2 separate regions of the Homo sapiens genome follow, and region 2 is linked to region 1. A link is an interaction called in ENCODE POLR2A ChIA-PET data of the cell type or tissue named here. Cell type or tissue: MCF 10A. All regions are shown on one strand. Links, peaks and the distances in the headings refer to the core of each region. The heading gives the core; the rest is flanking DNA. Region 1 overlaps LOC105377492 (a long non-coding RNA gene). Region 2 overlaps FBXW7 (F-box and WD repeat domain containing 7).

Region 1 (8,994 bases), core at 2,619-5,118:
TCTGTGCTTAGTGTCAAGATAACAGGATTTAATTACCAAATTTATAAACCACCAGTATGGCATAAATGCATTGGCCTCAAATAAAATGAATGCAGTTATTAAAAAAAGAAAAGAAATGCTGCATCAATACAGTGACAGCGGACACAGAGATGGCAGTTTTATTTACTTTATCTCTTGCAGGAAGCAGTTAAGCCATTTCAAAGAGATTATTGGGTTTTAATGACCCAGGACATTAAAAGACGTCTCTCCCAGCAACATTGACACTGTACCTCAGGTGCAGGAGGTTATAAATCCACGAAATAATGGCCTATTTTGGCAACCCCTCCCCACTTGCTCCCAACAGTGGACCCGATCATGACCTTTCTTCAGTTAGCAAGGGCCACTGGCTGGGGGTGTCACTGGAGAATTCTCTGTGTCCTCTCAATAGGCCTGGGGGAGCTTTCTAGATTGGGACTCAGCAGCAGCTTTTAGGATCCACAATGAAAACCACCGGTGGGGCAGTGCTCTGTCTCCAAATGACAGGAGGAGAAGGAAAAGAAAGAACAGGAAAGAGGAGAAAAGGTAAGAAAAAAAAGCAAGGAAAAGAGACCACCAAGTGCGGTGCTCAAGAATTCTACCAACAAAGCCCAGCAGCCACCATTCCAGGGCCTCGAATGGTCTTACCGAGTCCAAGTTCCAAGGACCAGAGTCTCCTCTGGTTCCCCTGGAGCGGATGGGCATCTAGAGATCAGGTCAGAAGTGGATCCTGAACTTGCCCATCGGATTTCCTAGGGCTCTAAGAGAATCACTGGCAGAGAACACATTGTCTTCACCAAAGCAGCTTCCCTTTGATTTGTTTTATACTTTAGACTTTCATAAAATATTTCATTTGAAGAGAAGGGTCCATACTTTTTAAAAAGTTTGAAAACTAGAGATGTAGGTCGTCATCTTTGTTTTTCAAAGACTGATGACCACAGGGAGGAAGTTAAGGTCGGGAGAAGAGATAGATGGAACTGGAACAGGTCGCCACCATTCCCAGGCAGCTCCTGGATTCTTCTTGATGGAATGCCAGCACTTGAACGGGTGTTTTTTTGAGATTCTAACCTCTCCAGTGACAACCATGCTATCCAGTAGCTACGCCCTGTCCAGGCAAACAAGAAAACATAGAAGTGATCTCCTCTCCTCTTTCCAGGTGCTCTCTCTTGGATTCACAAAATAAAGATCCAGTCATTCACATGGTATTTCCAATACTCTGCCATTAATTTGCTATTCCCAATACAGTGAGAATTGGCCAGGTCTTTTAATGCTTCACAGGCTCCTGAAGTTCTGTGCAAGAACCCTCCTCTAGAGCTGTTTCCTTGGGAATATGAAAAAAAATCACAACTTTGTTAACCAATTTCCTAATCATATTTCCCCTCCCTAGGCATATTGGTGCAAGGCTGAGTTTTGCAGAGAGATTTCTGGACTTTTCTGCTGAATACATTTGGATAAGGTCATGGCCGTTAGAACTGGCTGTCTATCATCTCTCGTGGGGCCTTGGTTCTTTGTCATGGGGAAACTCATAGACCATCTAACTCAGAGAGCCCATCCAGAAATTGCATTTCTCTGGGAAGTCAGGGACCCAGCCTCTGGGCTGCTGAAAGTACTCAGCCCAGGGCAGGCCTAAGGGAGAGCAGGTGTGGGCAGGTTGCATGAGGATAATATGGAATGAGGAGAAATGTGTTTTGGAGCTTGTGGGTGAGGAGAAAATGGTGCTTTTGTCTCAGAGGCACTGAGACACCTGGGAGTGGGGCTGGGGTGCGGGTGGTGGGGTGAGGTAACTGCAGTAGAAAAGAGAGATTGGCGTGGGCATCCCTACGGATGCAGGAGACCCAGGAAAAATTCAAGGCATCATATTGACAAGGAAAGCCAAAAGAAATAAAGACCATTACTGGCTGCATTATTAAGCACACACCCAAATAGTGCTCACAGTGCAGATACCGAGACAGGCAGATTCTAGGATTCATATGTCAAGCCCATTCACTTCCTACAGAAGAAAAATAAAAGACAACCTGGTTGGGGGGGAAATCCTCATAGAGAGGTGGCCCCACAGCAGGCAGCTGCCGGTGGTCTGGATCACACTTTGTCTCCCAGCATAACAGTTGAGCTATCTGGGGAAAATTCCTTAGCCCCTCTAAGCCTCAGTTCCCACAGCTAGCAAATGGGGGTAATGGTCATAACCCTTCCTCTCAGAGTGTGAAGATGGAAAGAGAGTCTGCATTTCAGCACTTAGCACAGTGCCCAGCACACGCAACAAGAGGTAGCTGTCATCAACATTAAGCTGTTATTCACGCCCTCAGGAGGACTCTGGACCCAGCCAGGGCCAAGGTAGAGAACCTCAAGGGGGAATCCTCTTCCCTATCAGTGGCTCAGCAAAGACCACTCTGAGGAACCCATCACGTTTTGGGGATAGGGCGAGTTGTTTGGTCTAAACAGCTTGGGAAGAAGAGACCCAGGAAAGGAGCGCCATCCTGAAATCTTTGATGAGCTCTCAGAGAGAAGAGGGGGTTTCAGGCTTTCCTACCCCAGAGGACAGATTTGAGTCCATTGGCAAGGGTGGAGCTCAGAGGCGGCCCAAGGAAGTCCTTCCTCCTAATGAGAGTTGGTGAAGAACAGAAGTTGCTGTCTGGAAAGGCTCTGAGTTCCCTTCTCAAAGGCCCTTTACCATAATTATAATGTGTGTGTCACAAACAACCCTCAGGAGAACAGAGCTAGAGAACCTTTGCCTCAGGAAATGTTCAAGCTGAAGCTGGATGATCAAATGCTGGTGAGGGGCGCCTGGCACTGTGCAAAGCTGAGACCAGGCAGCCCACTCGTGGGTTAGGACTATCTACAGCTCCGTTGCATTGAGCACAGTCTACATGCCAGGAAGGCCCAAGGCTAAGTACTTCACACACACTAGCTGGCTTCAACCCTACAACACCAACATGAGGCAAGCACTACTGGTAGCTCTGTTTTACAGAAGAGGAAACTGAGGCCCTTGGATGGTAAGTCAGTTGCCAAAGCTTCACAGTTAGATCACACAGCCAAGATCCAAATCCAGGCACAGCTGGCCATAGAGCCTGTGAGCTAACTGCTGCACTGCACAGCTCTAGCCAGGACAGTTTGTCCTTGCCCTACCTACATGCTGCCTGTGGCCAGGACCTCTGGTGACAGGGGAGATGGAACCATGTGAGCCTGGAAAGCAGGCTGACAGGAAGTAGATGGCACTGTCCTTCTGGCCTAGGGTAGGGCCAAGAGACCACAGCTCTCCACATCACTAAGAAAGATAGGACCTTGCCTGGGGCTGGGAGAGTTCCGGGAAGTTTCTGTAGCAGCGCTGGCTGGTCTGTTGCTTTGCATGCTTATTGCTTTTGTATGGAGTAGGTATCTGATCTCCCCAACACCTGCCAGCTCCGCCTCTGCGTTCTTTCCCTTCCTTGTACACCCAGCCCCTGCCTCCCACCCTGGCATCTCCCTCCCTTCCCCCGCCATGCAGAGATCTGAGTCACTGACAGCAAGTGGGTGAGAAGAAACAGAGAAGGCAGAATCAAGAAATGAAAACCCTAAGGGCAGCAACAATTAATATTTAACTTGAAAATTGCCTGGGAACAGAAAGCTCAGGCTATTCATGTGCAAATCATATGCAAACACTCTCCACATCGGGCCCTTGTAATTATTCTGCAAACCTGCCTGGCCAGCTCTAAGGGCAGCTTGGGAAACCCCAACACCCCAATCCTGCTGCAGGCTGCAAACCTCCCCATGACAGGGCTTGGGAGGGTCTCCAGGTGACACCACTCGGGTGACACCAGCTTGTCCCAGAATTCCTCAGGCCAAAGCTCTTTCCAATTCTTGAGGAAATGTTTCTCCTGCCAGGGAAAGTTCCCAGCCCCGCATCTGGGCTCCCCTTGCCACTCCCCAAAAATGCCTTCCTGACGGTCACCCATGGCCTCCTGATGACTAAATCCCAGTGTCTCCACTCATCCTCCACTTCCAGGCAAAAGCCAGAGCAGCTGATGCCTGAGGCTTCTTCTGTGCTGCCCACCCAGGGCCTCCTCCCTTCCGTCTGACTGCCCTTCCCTGGCCCTGTCAGTGCCACCTTAGCTCCAGCGTGGGGGTGAGCCTGAGAAGGCCTCTTCTCCCCCACATCCGATACGCCCTGGGCAGGAGGGTGGGTCTCTTCGGAGGGTATGGGCGGGCCCTGCACTGGCTTCTGATTATCCTGCATATGGCGGGAAAACAGTTCAGTCCCCCTTCCCCTCCCCAGGTCACCTAAGGCCAGCCCAAATCTGGCGTCACTAGAAGTTCACTTGCAGGGTTAGGTGACCTGGAGCTCTCAGGCCTGAGAGCACAGGCTGAGGACAGGTGCTTTTCTTCACAGCTGGGAGCTCCCTGAGGACACAGCCCCCCAGGCCCATGCTCACCACTGCACCCAGACCTTGAGAGTGTCCCCTGGGGCATCGCCTCCAACTGCAGCCAAGCTGGGGAAGGACACACAGGACCAGGGGAGCAGCCCCAGCCCTAGGCTCAGCCCCTGCCAGAACAGTCTTTAGCATGGGTACTTGTCTCCATCTCAGCCCGCATCCCTCACTCAGACGTGTCAGCTTTTACTGGATCTGATTTATTTCATATCCACATATGTTGAAGAAGGAGCCTGTAAAAAGCTCAGCACATTGGCTGGCCTGTGTTCAGCACCTAATATGAGGCAACTGCCCTTGACCATAAACTCTGAAATGAGTCAAGTGTCCACAGTTCCAAAGGGTTTGGTGCCTTGTTCTCACTGGAGTCACGGAGCCCGGAGCAATGCACTGCCAGGCAGGGCTGCCTTGGCCAGCACCACCGTCATCACCATGCCCAGAGCAGGTGGGATAGGCGATGGTGAGGGGGTGGTCCCCACCATGTGTGGATAATTTCCTAATTCCATGATGCCTGTGGCTGATGGTCATTCATCCTACTATGTATTTACTGGGCATCTGCTACGTGCCTGGCACTGTTGTGACCCTTCCCTCAGGGAGCTTCCATATCCATGGGGGAAGCTGATCTTAAGACAGAACCTGAATTCACTAACAGTTGTGAGAGAGACGGGGGAAAAATTTACCACACTAAACATAAAAGGTAACAAGTGAGATAAAAAGTGCATCCAGCTGGGTGTGGTGGCTCACAAACTGTAATCCCAGCACTTTGGTAGGCCGAGGTAGGAGGATCCCTTGAGGCCAGGAGTTCAAGATCACTGTGGGCAACGTAATGAGAACCTGTCTCTACAAAAAATTAAAAATTTAGCTGAGCATTGCTGACTTGTGCCTGTAGTCCCAGCTACTTGGGAGGCTGAGACAGGAGGATTGCTTGACCCTAAGAGGTGGAGGCTGCAGTGAGCTGTGATCATGCTACCACACATGGGTGACAGAGTGAGACTCTGTCTTCAAAAAAAAAAAAAGTGCATCATCCCATTTTCAGAAATATTAAAATGTAGAGAAAAATACACATCTGAAACCCAAAGAACTATAATAATATAGTTTATAGTGACATAACAATAATACATAGTAATATAATATATAATATAGTCATAAAGGGCACTTTATTTTAATTGCAACTTACCTGGTTGCCAGAAAGAAAAACTCAGTCACAGTAACTCAAATATAAAGAACAGAGGGCAATTTATGACATGCAACAGCAAGATACACATCTAGGCCCTACAGGAACCATGCTGGGGCCGGAATGGCATTGAAAATGGTGACAGCCACCCTCTGCCTGCTGTCCCTTCTCTGCATCTTTCTCACCACACACTTCACACTCATCTTTCCACCAAGAGCTTCCCCTGCTTCCTCAGGTTTCTATCTGGGCTGGCCAGGTCTCTGACTGTGGTAACAACTTTTGGTCCCCCACAGTGAGCTCCAGAGTAGTAATTCCAGGTTCCTGGGAGAGAGTTTTAATAGGCTCAGTGCACTTGTTCAGGTATCAGTGTGATTTATTCCAACAAGGAGACCCCAAATCCACAGTTGGCTTCAACCAGATCCATGTTTGTTTCTCTCCTGCCAAAGTCTACACTGCCTGCAGCCCTCCTCTGCAAAGTCGCCAGGGCTCTAGGCTCCTTCCATCTTGTTGTTCTGTCATTCTTAGGATGAGGACTTTGCCCCCATGGTCCACAGGGCTCACCACCACATCCACTCCACAGGAGCAGAATAGAAGAAAGGCATGGCCCTGAAATCGCATGCATCATTTCCATTCCTGTGGCCAGAATTTACCCACAGGACTAAGCCTAGCTTCAAGGGAGCTCAGAATATATCATCTTTGCTAGGCAGTCAACTGGGGAGGGGGCACCAGCCATCTCTGACATAGGCAGCCTAGTTAGTTGTGGTGGTAAGAGGCAGTAAGTTCTGAAAGCGGGCAGCAAGATAGAGCCTTGGCAGCCTGGGGGCTCCCCTCCCGCAGGGCCCAGGTAGAGGGCAAGCCCACCCTGTGCTGAATCCATGCTGTGCCATGCACTATGGGACCTCTGACTTGTGAGAGCTCTGAGAGAAACACTTAGCGAAGGCACCTAGGAGACAGGACCTGCAGGGCCAGCAGCGTGGGGCACCTCGGGAGTCTCTCCTCAGAGACCCCTTTTATCTGTCGGGGTCAAGGGAAGTCAATTAAATTTAGGTGTGGGAGGGAGAGAAGAGAGAAAGCCAGAGGAGAAAGGGAACAGGAGATAATTGACAGTCACCAAGTTTATCTGAAAGGACTCTTACGTGAGTTCTAAGGAAACGTCTTACTCTCAGTTTCCTGAAGTAGCTAAAAACTTCCTGGGAGGGTGATGATCATGAGGCTGATTTGTGATAAAGACTATAAAGCAATTGGGGTGTGTCTAGCACACAGGAGACACTCAACAAATGGCAGAGTTTGGTTTAGATTCGAGGGCACTAAAGTGGAGCGGTTCAGTTCAGAGGTGACCCTCTGCATGCTGCATAGTCCAAACACATGGACAGTCTTTCTTTGCCTTTCCCAGTTCGTGGGGAAGTGGCTCTCCAGTTTTAGAGTCCACTCCCAGAGATTTCGCTTTTGTTAGGCCTAGGGCGGGGCCCAGGGATCTGCATTTTCATGCCGGGAAGTCTGGGGCAAATAGTTGAAAGGCTGAACTTGGAGAAATACTGCAGAAGGGGAAATGTCCTTCTCTGAGGTGGACTCTCTTCATTGACACAGTCATCTCCTACACAACGATCAGCATTGTGCCCCTTGGGGTACAACTTCTCTAATTCCCTTTCTTGTGATGTTCCTGGGGATGGAAGATGAGATGGGAGTTGTGGGAGGAAAGGCAAGGTGATGATGGGAGTTCATTTGGTCAGAAAAGCTTATCTAGAACATCCACAAGCCCAATAATGACCTCCCCCTCAAGCCTCCATTAGAAAACCAGCGGGCTATTTGGGCAGCATCTGAGGTCACCTCTAGGACCAGAATGTGCAGACCCATTGGAGACACTGAAACACTATTAATAGTGGGGTGGGCGGCGCCAAGCTCAGGGAGTGTGAAATGCTTCTTCCAGGAGCACACAAGTCCTCTGAGAGCCCAGGTCACCTCAGACTTGAATGTAGTCATCCTGGCTGACCCCCCAGACATAGCTGCTGGTGCTCAGGGCAAAGAGCGGGCCTGGCCACAGAAGGCCCAAGTGCAGCCCTCCGCAAAGCCCTTCCCTCTGGCGGGTCAGACACAGAGGCCTCCGTTCTCTCTCAATCACATTTATCGACTTTTTTTCTTATTACTAGAATAGATATACAATCATCATAAGAAGTGTTTTTTGAAGATACGGAAAGGCACAAAAGAAAAACAAAAGCCACCTGTAATCCTACCATCCAGAAATAACCATTATTAACATTTTAGAGTAACACACTACTAGTTTTTCCTATGCATATATTTGCATAAAATTGCATACATCAAATTTGGATTTTACCAAATCCTCTCTTCTGTAATCTGCATGCTTCACTTAACAGAATATACAATATTTTCCCACATCATGAAATGTTCTTTGACAGCCTCATTTTTTTCCATCTCTTATTTTTTAATTTAATTTTAAGTTCCATGACACATGTGTAGGATATGCAAGTTTGTTACATAGGTAGACGTGTGCTATGGTGGTTTGCTGTACCTATTAACCCATCACTTAGGTATTAAGCCAGCATGCATTAGCTAATTTTCCGGATGCTCTCCCTCCCCCTGCACCTGCAGGCCCCAGTGTGTGTTTTTCCTCTCCCTGTGTCCATGTATTCTCATTGTTCAGCTCCCACTTGTAAGTGAGAAGATGCCGTGTTTGGTTTTCTGTTCCTGCATTAGTTTGCTGAAGATAATGGCTTCCAGGTCCATCCATGTGCCTGCAAAGGACATGATCTCATTCATTTTTATGACAGCCTCATTTTTAATAGCTCATCATATTCTAGCATATGGATGTATAACAATTTAATTTGGACATTTTGGTTATTTCTGTTCTTTACTTTTATTTTTGCTCCTATAAATTCTGTATATCAGTATTGGTTTTCTTAGGATTGATTCTGAGGTCAAAGTATTTTTTTAAGTAAATTCTTAGATCAAAGTATTTTTTTAAGTTTTAGGTACACATTGCCAAATTGTAGATACTCAAGCAAAGCTTGAAGAAGGCATAATGAAACCAGGGATCCAGGTCAGGCTTCAGGGTGTGAGGAGAGCAGTGCTGAGCAAGGGACTGTCTGAGCTCAATTTCTGACACCATGAAGGGTTGCTTGATCAAGCTTGGAATGTTGAAAAAATTTCCCCTCCCCCACAAGAAAATCAACTCCAAACCCTAAGAGTCCCTTAATAATCTACAGATGTCTCTTCTCTGATGATACTCAACCCATTTTAGGGATTCCATGTGAATTCTCATCTGGACTATAGCAATTATTTCTGAAAACCAGACTTTTGAAAGAAGCACATGTAACTTTTTTAAAAATAGCATTTTTAGTGCATGCTATTATCATTGTTACTTATTCAAATGTGTTGATGGTAGAGTAG
Region 2 (5,450 bases), core at 1,104-3,603, 50 kb after region 1:
TCTTTGCCATTTTCCAAAATTTCAATTATGAATGCATATATTCCCTTGTGATTAGGTAAAAAATTCAATAAAGTTTATACAACAAAACAAGTCAGAATTTGGAATTTAAACAGCTGCAGATTTGTGTTTACACTATACATTCCAGTAAAAATTAACCAGTTTTAGACATGTCCTCAAACACAGGCTGCTTATGCTTTTAATGATTAGATTTATAAATATGCAATAGGCTATAAAAATATTAAGAGATAAAGATTTTAAAAGATATGTACATCTTTAAAAACAATGGCTATCCCTTAAACATTTGGTTCAACATCAGCGCTATACTCTTCTGAAAACCAGAGCAATATACAAATACTGTAATCACTTTTGGATTACAAAACAAAGCTGAAAACTCAGGTATCCTTATGTCATTCTGAAGAGATAAAGAAATACCACAGTTTCCATATTTTAAAAAAGTAGATAATTAAAGGGTTGAGAGAACCCTTTAATTGAGAACCTAATGTTGAGAGAACATAATGGAAACTGGAATACAAGGTCTCTTGATACTCATCCCCCAAATTTTAACAGTATAGCACACTGTTCAAAGTAGAGGTAAATGACAATTGAAAAGGTACTCCTTTTCACATATTACAAATCTGGTGTGAAATCTGCTTAATGTAATTGTTCTTAATAAAGAAGATGCGATAGACAGAATTAAAGGTAAAGACTGCCATGGATTCACTGTAAGGACCTTTCAGAGAGACCTTTTTTGACAAATGAGGTAGAAATCACACTTGTTTAACAGGGGTATGATGACGATAATAGAAAGATAGGATTTTAATAGGAGGGCTTTACAGGAGGAGATAAAAGCAACAGCAAAGGCACTGAGAAGAGAAAGTCAAAAAGTCCAGTTTGGCAGAAACCATTTTGAAAACTGGATCGAGGATTTCTTCCTTAATTCGTTAGTCAACAGTAGGCTCAAAAAGACTTAAGAACTGGGCAGTGACACTATCATAATTATAAAAGGACTATATGTCAGCTGTATAAAACATAAGATAACCAAGTTAGAAAGCTGTGACAATAGTTCAGAATGAGAGAACAAATTACCCACAGGCCTCAGCTTTTGCCTAGACTTAGAGATAGGGTGGGTGTAAGGTGGGTAGGTAATTTAAAAAGGCTCAGACGCTTGAAGCCTGAATTTGTCCCACTTGCGGAAATAAGAATATCAAAAAAAGAGAGAGAAAACATGATTTCTGCTTGAATATGATGAGTCATCAAAGATACAGAACAACAAAAAGGATTAGAGATTAGAGAGTAGAGAGTTTCAAACAGGAAGCTGACAACACTAGCAAATGAGAAAGGAAATTTACAGACAATCACCAATTTTAAGACAAAACGCTATGGCTTTCCTAGAATAGAAACATCTGAAGTGTAATAATTAAATCTAATTTAAGAGCACACTGTCACTATTTCAGTAACTCTACACAGAAAGGGCCCAAATTCACCAATAATAGAGGAAGAAGTCCCAACCATGACAAGATTTTCCCTTACCTTTTTTCATGAAGATGCATACAACGCACAGTGGAAGTATGCCCATATAAGGTGTGTATACATTCTCCAGTCTCTGCATTCCACACTTTGAGTGTCCGATCTGTAGATCCACTAATGATGATGTTGTCTCTCATTTGTGATGACCATACTCCACCTGTATGTCCCACTAATGTTCTCAGACACTGGAAAAACACTTAAGATGATTACTTTTGGGTAGAAAGGAAAAGTGATTTAAATAAAATTTAATAGCTCATTAAAATTTGGAGTAAAGTTACTTATTTAATTTGTTTGGCTCTTCAGAAAATATTACATCCGTATAAAATGATCCCATCACTATTTATTGTTTTGTTTATTCAAAAGCATTATAAATTTATATAAGCACAAGCAATTGTGTATGTAGTATGTAGAAAGCAAACATATGATATAAAACATGATATAATAAAAAGGAAACACGACATGAAAGCAGTTATGATAGCTCTGGCCTGGCCTCTTTGATGAAATAATACTGAAATTGCAACTGGGTTTCTTCCATGGGAATAGATTCAATGAAAGTATGCCAACAGTATTGGGTGTGGCTACATACCACATTTCATCTGAATCTGCCCCAGGGCAGTAGTTAGGAGCCAGTGAAGCTACTTCTAGACAAGTAAAGACAGACATTAAAGCCCTGTAATAAATCCCAAACTAATATTACACTATGGAAATATAAAGCTGCTTTAAAAAATTTTAACATCTGACTTGGAATATTTATAAGATACTTGCCAAGAAGCAACATGGTAAAAGACATTTTAAAAGACATGGATTTTTTTTTGTTTTCATACTCTCTTCTGTTATTTTTTAGGTGGCAATTACTTAATTCATGAAAATATTCTCTACTGGACAGATAAAAATAAATATTCACTAGAGAATCATTAAGGTATGATATGGTACACAGTCAAGCTGATTGCTTGGGCTTTTTCTTCAAACTTAACATTTAAATGCCTTGTCCACTCTCATCTCACAAGGGTTTGAGATAAGTATAAATTAACATGATTTATTAAGTTCTAAACTACAGGTAGGTTATCAACAAAGCAGTTTATAAGGAAAAATAAATATCCCTCAACCATACTTTTGAAAAACATTACAAAGTAATGAGGTATAACTTAGATAGTAAATAAAAGTGGGGAAAAATTGAGCCAAGAAAAACATAAAGCACCCTTGAAAATGTTAAAGTATCTGTCACAAAGATAGACAAACTATGTAAATGAAAAAAAATTAATGAAACCTCTATCATGAGAAGCATCACTATCCTCATGCCATTGGCTTTCATAAATATGGGGAAAAAAGCTAAGTTATGAGCTCTGATATTTGCTATCCAAATAACTAAGAATCAAAAATGAATTATTGTTTTCTTTTTTCCAGTTGCTACTTGCAATGATATACACAAAATTATGACTTTGTGAAGTGTAGGAAGAGTAAACTTACTTTGCCTGTGACTGCTGACCAAACTTTTAAAGTGTTGTCATCAGAACCACTAACTATTCGGTTACCACAAAACTGTAAGCATGTGATCACATGATCATCATGTCCTTTCAGCACCTATAAGAAAGATGTGCAGATTAGAAATATGTTAATTAAATTATGTTCTTTAAAATACTGGTGAAGAGAAAAATGAAGGCATAAACAGGAACAGTAATTTGTAGTCTATCTCTAGAATTTAAATTTATATAAAGCATTATTTTTCCTGGCTGACGAATCCAGAATTAAACATTTTATTGTTTCCATAGTCTATTATTTATACTCAAAACATCAACTATTAAAGTTTTACTGCATCAAGACCTCATAAAGATGGTTCAAACACCAATGTATTTGACAATAATCTATTCCATCTGTTCAAACCAGAAGAATATGCCTCTAATTTTTACAACTTTGACACACAAGAACAAAATAAGCATCTATTAACCACAAAGAGTAACAATTATTAGCATTCTTAAAACAAAAAAAATCATAATATATACATATTAGTATAACAATGTCTCCCCAAATTGGTTTTTTCCAGTTGTAAAAATACGCCCAATAATTTCAAGTGTTTTTACCATTCTTTATGTATTTGAAATGTTATTAGACAGAAAACCAGAATTATGCTTCAATTTGTAAAAATAAGACACACAAAAGTCACCAAATCCAAAACACAGACACTCCTCAAAAAATCATGTTTGGAGTATGTGATCAGAGGAGGCAGCAAATTCTTAGGTAGAATGTGTATGACACAGTAAAATTCAATAGGATATTGAGAGATTTTCATTTACGTAAGATAAAAAGATACTCAATTTAACTTATCTTTTATTCAAGCACAATTAGTTGTCAGATTAGAGAAATTAGCAATAAAAGAATATTGTCAGTTAATACTTTCAGTTATTTTAAAATATACGGTTTTCTTTCTACAGAAGAGGAGTGTCATATTATACAGTTTGCCAAGTGAAATAGTACACTAGGTACTAACACTGATTAACGGTTTCTGTTACATTGTGCAGAGTTCAGTTACCTTAGGAGATTTGAGTTCTCCTCGCCTCCAGTTAGTATCAATTCTGTGCTGTCTGATGTATGCACTTTTCCATGGACTGTGTATGAAACCTGGTTTTATTACTTTTCTTCTCTTGATGTGCAATGGTTCATCAATCCCTAAAGTGTTACAGTTCAAGAGTAAATTGCCTTCACCAATAATAACAGTTATACATTTTATAAAGTATTCCATCTTTATAAAGAGTATTCCATCTCTCTGCTCAAAACCACTGAAATGCAAGACATTGTCAAATTTCCAATACTGTTATCACAGTATGTAGCAATAATGTAAAGTTTACATTCTATATGGCATATTTTTGTATTCACTATTTCATTTCTCAAAATGATTCTAAAATATGTTGGTGAAGATGTGAGGAAATTGGAATGCTTGTGCAAATGGTGCAGCTGCTGTGGAAAATAGTCTGGTGGTTCCCCAAAACAAACACAGAATTAACATATGATCTAGCAATTCCACTTCTGGATACATAACCAAAACAATTAAAAGCAGAGTCTCAAACAGTCATCTGTACACCCATGCTCATAGCAGGATTATTCACAGTAACTAAAACGTGCAAGCAATCCAAGGGTCCATCGAAAGATGGATAAACAAAATGTAGCATTAGATACATATACACAATGGAATAAAGGAAATTCTGACACATGCTATGACATGGATGAACCTTGAAGACATTATGCTAAGTGAAATAAGCTGATTACAAAAGGAAAAATATTGTATGATTTCACTTATATGAGGTACCTAGAGTAGTCAAACTCATAGAGACAGAAAGTAAAAGGGTGGTTGCCAGAGGCTGTGGAGAGGAATAATGGGGAGTTAGAACAGGGGGCATGGAGTTTCATGTGAAGATGATGAAGTTCTGAACACAGATGGTAGTGAATCTGAACACAGATGGTAGTTGCAAAACAATGTGAATGTACTTAATGCCACTGAACTGTACATATAAAAATGGTTAAACTGATAAATTACATACATGTTATCACAATTTTTAAAAGATCATTTAAAAAATGATTATATGGAAGAAGGGAAGGCACAGATTAATTCCACTTTATGTATGCAAATACTTAAGAATGAAGATTTCACTGATTAATCCAAGCCCTACAGAGGTCAAAAGCAGGATGACAAACCAAGCACCCTGGATCTTTACCTCAAACCTTTATTAACTGGACTAACCATCAATGCTTCCTACTTGACTATAACTACCATGAAGGGAATAATCACCTATAGAGTACCTACATCATGCTCTATGATTCTTTCTAAAATATTTTGCTTCTGAGGCACATAGTATTTTTATATTTTTTCAAAAATATTTTTCTGGATGTCTGCTGGGAAAAAAAACAAAAACAAAAAAAACAGTTCTCCC

What was found. Peaks named below come from ENCODE experiments on the same cell type or tissue, not always from the same donor. Only the 100,000 strongest peaks of a DNase experiment are listed, where the experiment ranks them.
Region 2: POLR2A ChIA-PET joins it to region 1 with 5 read pairs; 6 of 35 experiments call an interaction of 5 or more read pairs at or near these places.

Annotation. Positions count from the first base shown.
Region 1 is chr4:152,275,249-152,284,242 of GRCh38, forward strand. It overlaps LOC105377492 (a long non-coding RNA gene), which reads right to left. Exons shown (of 4, transcript XR_939354.3): 4 at 8,319-8,994. Among named protein-coding and RNA genes, the nearest start is that of FBXW7-AS1, 58 kb to the right of the region's middle. In MCF 10A, for the core only: no CTCF peak of the experiment used is centred there; no DNase peak of the experiment used is centred there.
Region 2 is chr4:152,326,678-152,332,127 of GRCh38, forward strand. FBXW7 (F-box and WD repeat domain containing 7) reads right to left here. Exons shown (of 14, transcript NM_001349798.2): 9 at 4,055-4,191; 10 at 2,995-3,108; 11 at 1,531-1,712. Among named protein-coding and RNA genes, the nearest start is that of FBXW7-AS1, 8.3 kb to the right of the region's middle. In MCF 10A, for the core only: no CTCF peak of the experiment used is centred there; a DNase peak (open chromatin) is centred at 2,124.